Regions from separate parts of the Homo sapiens genome. Here region 1 is linked to region 2. The links are chromatin contacts, found by Hi-C or POLR2A ChIA-PET in ENCODE. All regions are on one chromosome and are shown on one strand. The core of a region is the stretch at or near the end of the contact, and the rest is flanking DNA. Distances in the headings are between cores, read along the strand shown.

What was found. Hi-C counts contacts between places; a loop is a spot of excess contacts on that map. ChIA-PET counts read pairs that join two places held with the same protein, here RNA polymerase II (POLR2A). Pooled maps may share reads with other maps.
Region 1: a loop to region 2 is called in a map of HCT116, with 6 times the contacts of the local background. The contact joins two enhancer-like sites. A Hi-C loop is called at or near these places in 2 of 168 maps with a recorded cell type or tissue (HCT116 and endothelial cell of umbilical vein) and 1 of 50 pooled maps. POLR2A ChIA-PET finds 5 or more read pairs at or near these places in 4 of 52 experiments (AG04449, AG04450, HCT116 and 1 more).

What each region holds. Positions count from the first base shown.
Region 1 is chr12:65,535,415-65,538,391 of GRCh38, forward strand. The region is part of intron 2 of MSRB3-AS1 (MSRB3 antisense RNA 1); the gene reads right to left. Among named protein-coding and RNA genes, the nearest start is that of LINC02454, 66 kb to the right of the region's middle. RefSeq lists an enhancer at 867-2,066. Within about 2 kb of position 1,682, at least 9 of the 41 ENCODE cell types and tissues checked have a DNase peak (open chromatin) inside an H3K27ac peak, as active enhancers do; they include HCT116 and endothelial cell of umbilical vein, where a contact is called at or near this core.
Region 2 is chr12:65,655,296-65,658,389 of GRCh38, forward strand. No RefSeq gene overlaps it. Among named protein-coding and RNA genes, the nearest start is that of MSRB3-AS1, 14 kb to the left of the region's middle. RefSeq lists an enhancer at 1,131-2,330. Within about 2 kb of position 1,721, at least 5 of the 41 ENCODE cell types and tissues checked have a DNase peak (open chromatin) inside an H3K27ac peak, as active enhancers do; they include HCT116 and endothelial cell of umbilical vein, where a contact is called at or near this core.

The DNA.
Region 1 (2,977 bases), core at 432-2,931, 120 kb before region 2:
GAGCCATGCCTGCATTTAAGGAAGGACTGCAAAGGCAAGAAGCAGGAATGAGAGACCTCTTGGAAAAAGATGTGGATTTTACATTCATTCATTCATTCATTCATTCATTCATTCATTCATCTAGCACTGAGGAGCTATTGCAGTTGTGGCTTTTGGTTACTTGTTCATGTGTCAGACCTTTGCTAGCAGGATTACAGAGATGAATGGCACCATCCTTGCCCTCAGAGAACTGACAGTCTAAAGTTCTAAAAGCAAACTGGCAGTGACAATAGAAGATGCTAAGTCTGAGGAAGGTAAGCACAGGGAACACGGGAGGTGGGGTGACTGTTCTGATTTGTCCAGGACTATCTTGATTTTAACACTAAAAGCCCACATTCCAGGAAGTCTTTCTGTCCCAAGCAAACAGACAGTTGGTCACCCTAGTGGGAAGAGTCAGAGGAGTGGCAGCACCTGAACTAATCTTGCCAAGTCAGAGAGGGCTTCTTGGCAGAAGGGATGGCCTACAAGGAAAGTAGGAATTAGCCAGGCAAGGATGTTGATGAATTGGAGGTGGAGTGGGTCTTAAGTAGAAAGAACCGCACATGCAAAAACCTAGAAGCAGGCAAGACCATGAGGAAGTGGGGAACCCTGGGGAGAGAAGGTGGAAGGCCTTTCTTTGCAGTGGACAGCCATTGCCCTCCAAATATGTTCCTCTTCTCCTTGATCTCTCCTCTGACTCATGTTGATTGAGAATGTAGATCGGCAAAACTGTGGGAGATGCTGTCTAGGCAACTCTCACATTAGAAGGGAGAAAAGAAGATGAATTTTTCCCAAGGTCCCTTTCAAGTCTTTGATTCTAAACCAAGAATACACCCCATCAGGCCATCCACAAGGGAGGTGTTCACTCTGTGTATAAGATAAATAGCCTACACCTTCCCTATGTATGTCAGCTGCCTTGAAGAGTGACACAAGTCATCACACAGTTGATTTGGCAGCAATGATATGTCCATCATAAATGCACCAGCATGGATGTGTTTGCTGGGCCACCACCAGCTGGCTGAGCCACCGTGGAGATGAAAGTTTAATTATTTTGTTTTTCTAAGTAAAAAAAAACCCTTTCCTGGTGAGGCATCACACCCTTTCCATTGCTCATGAAGACCTAGAGAACTAGCTGGAGTTCGTTTTTTCCCCATTATTCCCTAAATGTTGCTGTAAAGAATGCTCTCTGACGTGACTTGTTTCTGTATTTTACAGAGCCTATTCTGTTAATATGAACAGTATTAAGTCAAGAGGGTACCTGTTTTGCTTTTCAGCACTTCTTTCCCAATGTGAATCACTTTGGGAAAGGTGATTTCTAGATTGTTAATCCTTTAGGTATGTGTTTCATCCTCTAATATCAGGCTGGCATAGACACACTGGGAAAAAAATGAAAATAAAAACTTAATGTCTTTTCTATAGCCTGTCCCAGAGAAGAAAAGAACGCAGGGAGGAAGGAGTCTTGACATCACTTAATAAAGCTTTATGAGTAACTCCTTTACTACCCTAGATAACATTGCTAATGCATATTGCTCAATGAAAGAAAATGTCCCAGGCTATGCTTTACAACAGGCAGAAAACTTTGAGCTGTCTTGCCAATGCTTTATACTAAGTGCCAAATCCTTATTTCTTTCTTAGGCATTTATTGTAATAACATGAATCATGATGCATCACTCTGGTATTCGTGTGGCTGCTCAGTGTTAAGTCCCCAGGACCTCCATGGAGTTGACTTTATTTGGTTTTCCACTTCCGCTTCTGAGTGAGAGCCACATGAACTCAGACGTGAAGGCTCACAGGAGCTCAAGTGGGCGGACCTTTCTGTTGCTGTTTTGGTCTGCCTGTACTCAGCGGTTGTGGTATGTGCAGACCTGAACACTTGAGGGGACATTCAGCTGGAACTACCCCCATTTCCTGTAGTTTCCACTAAAACAAGAGACTTAGGATGATGTTCAGGATTGCTCAGACAGTTGCAAACCTCTGGGGCACTTGGAAGAAATGTGGCTATTAATAGAATTTTTGAGCATTGACGTATATGTTTTCTAACTTCCCATATATAATCCTGAGAGTGGGGCTGGATGTTAAACCCTGGAAGTAGGGAGTTTCCAGAAAACCATTCAGGATATCAGTGTCAGGTTTCTGACTTGATGAAGAGTTTGGATGAGTGGCTTCTAGATACAAAGGTTAATAGTGTCTGTTTCAAAGCCTAAATGGAATGCTGTGCTCATCTCCAACTTTGTGAATGTTCAACTGGCACGGTCAATTTATTCACTTTGAAAGTCTTAACCGTGCTGGTGAACCAGCAGGAGTGCTGTTAGGAATATTTAACATAAGCAAAAAGGAAAGGTAATGAACATTGAGAGCAATTGAAAGGACGATCCTGTGAAAAATATGTGACCTTACCTGAGTGTCTCAGCTGAGTATCAGTCCAGCAGAGCACCAATCACTTGCAGTGGCTGTGGCAAAGACACTGATGGCTTATTCATTGATTTGTACAATAAATATTGTGCCCTCACTACATGCCACTTACTCTGCTAGGCATTGGAGATACAATGCTGGACAAAACCAGACATGCTCCTGTCCTTCCAAACTTAACAATTTGATCTGAGAGACAGATATTAATCAAGTAGTCACATAAAAATACATAAAATGTCAACCTTGACAAGGAATTGGACAAGGTACTATGAAAGGCCTTGACCTAGTTGGGGATATAATGATTGGGCTGAGACTTAAAAGATGAGAAGTAATTAACTAGGATACCACAGGCAGGAAGAGTGCTTCAGGCAGAGGGAACAGCTCGCACATGTGAAGTTGAGTGATTCACCCAGTCATACAATTAATAACTAGTAGAGTCAGAGATGGGTGAAGAGCTCCAGGGGTCTCAGTTAGGAGTCTTACTAGCCCTATCTAATAGAACTTTTTGCAATAATGGAAATGTTCTATAGCTATGCTGTTGGATACAGGT
Region 2 (3,094 bases), core at 471-2,970:
AATCTGATAGGTAGAAGCAGGGATGTGACTCATCGTGGATGGGCTCTATCTGAAGCAGGACATTTTGTTTACAACATTTATCATTTGCTATTGCAGTAGCAAAGACAGTTAGTGAACACAGGCTTATCAAAAAACTAGAAGAAAAATATAACAGTGCAATTCCGGACTATTCAAGAGAACTTCTCTCAGTCTGACTGGCTGATTAACTAAAAAATGGCTATCTATCTTTTACTCAATTTTAATGAATATTATTAAAAGAAATACCACAAATTAAAATCAACAACAGTTAAAGTGATACTCCGTAAGACTTAGAATTATAAAATTTGTCCCTGGGATATTGAATTTATTGAAATAATTGTTCCCACTTTCCCCTCACACAACTCTTACTAGCAAAAACTGCAATCTGTGAATCATTAGGATCAGAAAACTGACTGATGAATCAAATTTTGTAAATGTTTACCCAGAGAAGAAAGAATTGATCCCAATGAAAATTTAAATAAAATTTTAAAAGGAAAAACTGGAAATTGTTAAACTGTTCAAGAAACCAATCAAGATTTAAGAAAAATTGCTTCAGAAAACATTTTTTTACAAAAATGCATTAATGTTACTGTTCCCATTTGAAGGTTTGTTTTCATAACCTCAGCCTCAAAACACCTTCAAAGAATGTTCAGTCAAAAGAAGTCAGTATCAAATATATTCTGAAACCCCTGAATCTGGTATGTGGAATTCAATTTATGCCATTTTATCTCCCGACTTTTGCATATATTGTTCTCCCTGCCTCGAATTCCTTTCTCTGTTTTGTATTCTAAGACAACTCAAGATTTATGCTGCAAGACTCAACTTACAAAAATTGCCTACAGATTGGACCCTCCTAACCTTTGGGCAGAGTTAGATACTTTTACACTGTATGTTTTTGTAAGGCTCCTGCATGAATATTCTATCATATCACTATAATTTCTTGATTATAGGGCTGTCTCATGTACACTAGATAGGAGATTTCTCTAGGGCATGGCTCATGTTCTAGTCCATTTGTTATGAAATCTCTGGCACATAATAGACATGTAATTAATTATTGCTGAATAACTGAGTGGACATGTAAGTGAGGTCTCTATGCTACTCACTCATTTATTTCTCTTGTCCTTTATGAACAAAATCATCAAATCTGCACCGCAACTTTAAAGATGTATTTAAGAAAAAGTTCTCTCCTATACATTCAGATTAGTACTAAACATGTATTTTGTGATGTCTCTCTATTAGCAACACCCCTTCCTTTTCTCCTCCTCCCTATCTATCATCAAGAAAAGCAGTGCATTAATGGGAATCCACTTGAGACTGGGATGGCCGGCTCAGGACCTCTTCTCTCTGGGTATTGGTGGGGGCATCCCTAGAGTGTGGGAGCACTTTCTGGGAGGTCCAGAGGTTAGGTCAACCAAGGGCTTTTTCTTTCCATCCCTTCTCAATTTGACTCTGGATTCAGCTGAATATAGTTAAAGGATTAATTGCCATCATTTTGTTCCCTAAATTAAGAGTCATTGTGGTAAGAACCAAGCATAGCAATATGGGCCAACCACAAAGAAATAAATTACTTTGTAAGTTTCAAAAGATTTTCACCAAATTACTGCCCTGTGCAAATGATGTTGGGGGGAAAATTTTGTTTGAGAAACATTTTCTTTTGTGACTATAATAAGGTATGTGTACCCCTGCTGAGATATGAGTCACATCCCCTGTGTTAGGAAACTGTGGATAGTTTTTGTGGGTTTGGGGTTTTGTATTAAATTTTCAGTGCCTCATGTTTCCTATGACTGATGAATGGATCATCACCTGACTCATAGGCTCTTTTGCTATGGATCACCGAAGTGCAGCTTTTAAAATTCAGTAATGTGGCACCCAGCTGCTCAGAGTTTTAATATGGAGCGAGTAACACCGGAAACATGTAACCAGTGCTTTGAAATGTACATTTCTGAAGTCACCTCTTCCCAGCTTTTTGCAGAATTATAATTAAACTGGTCTAGACTAGTTTGCAACTCCTATTTTTAGAGACCTACAGTGCCCCTTTTTTGGTCTAAGTAGGGATACAATAAACATATGGGTTTGTTTTTTCCAGATTAAAGACATGCCACTGACCTCAATTTCAGCATTCTAAAAGTGAACATTTATTTATTTATTTATTTATTCAACAAATACTTACAGGATGTCTACCTTGTATTCCACTTATGGAGATAGTGGTACTTATTTAGATAGCCCAGTGTGACTGAAGTTCAGATTATGGGAATTTGTAGGGAGAGTATAAGGGATAAGATTGGAAAGAGCAGTCAAGAGCTAGATCTTAAAGAACCTGTGTGCCAAGCTACAGAGTTTGGGCTTTATCCTGAGATCCAGGAGGAGCCCTGAATTGTTTCCACAGAGGGGTGAAATGAGACCTTTTGCACCAGAGTTGAGGAGAAATTAGATGAGGGCAAAGTAAGATGTGGAAGGCAGACCAGTTAGGAGCCTATCATCGTCATCCAAGAGGCAGATGGGGTACAGCCAGAATGAAAGCAAGATCAGTGGGCATAGAGCTAGAACTAATAGGACCTGGCAATGAATCCTGGACTGTGGTTTAGAGTCCTGGCAATCAGACTCTTAATGTTGGAGCCCAACCCCCATCACCACCCCAAAGGCAGAATCCTTGGTTCTCCTCTTTTCTCTGGAAACACACACTTCCTTGCAATCACAACCAATTTCAGGATGACACTCAAATTTATATCTCCAGCCCAGGCATCTCTGAACTCTAGACTTGAATATTCAACAGTCTATGCAACACCTCTATTTGGATGTTTAGCAGAGCTATTCAACATACTATAACCCAATCTGAATGGGAGACCTTCCCTGAAACTTGGCTTACCTTCAGTCTTCTCCATTTTTGTTAGTAGCAACTCCACTTTCAATTGCTTACATCTGAAACTTTGATGTAATGGTGACTCCTATGTGTGTGTGTGTATATATATGTGTATATATATGTATATATATATGTGTATATATACGTATATACATATATACACACATATATACATATATACACACATATACATTTATATATATATATTTCACATTC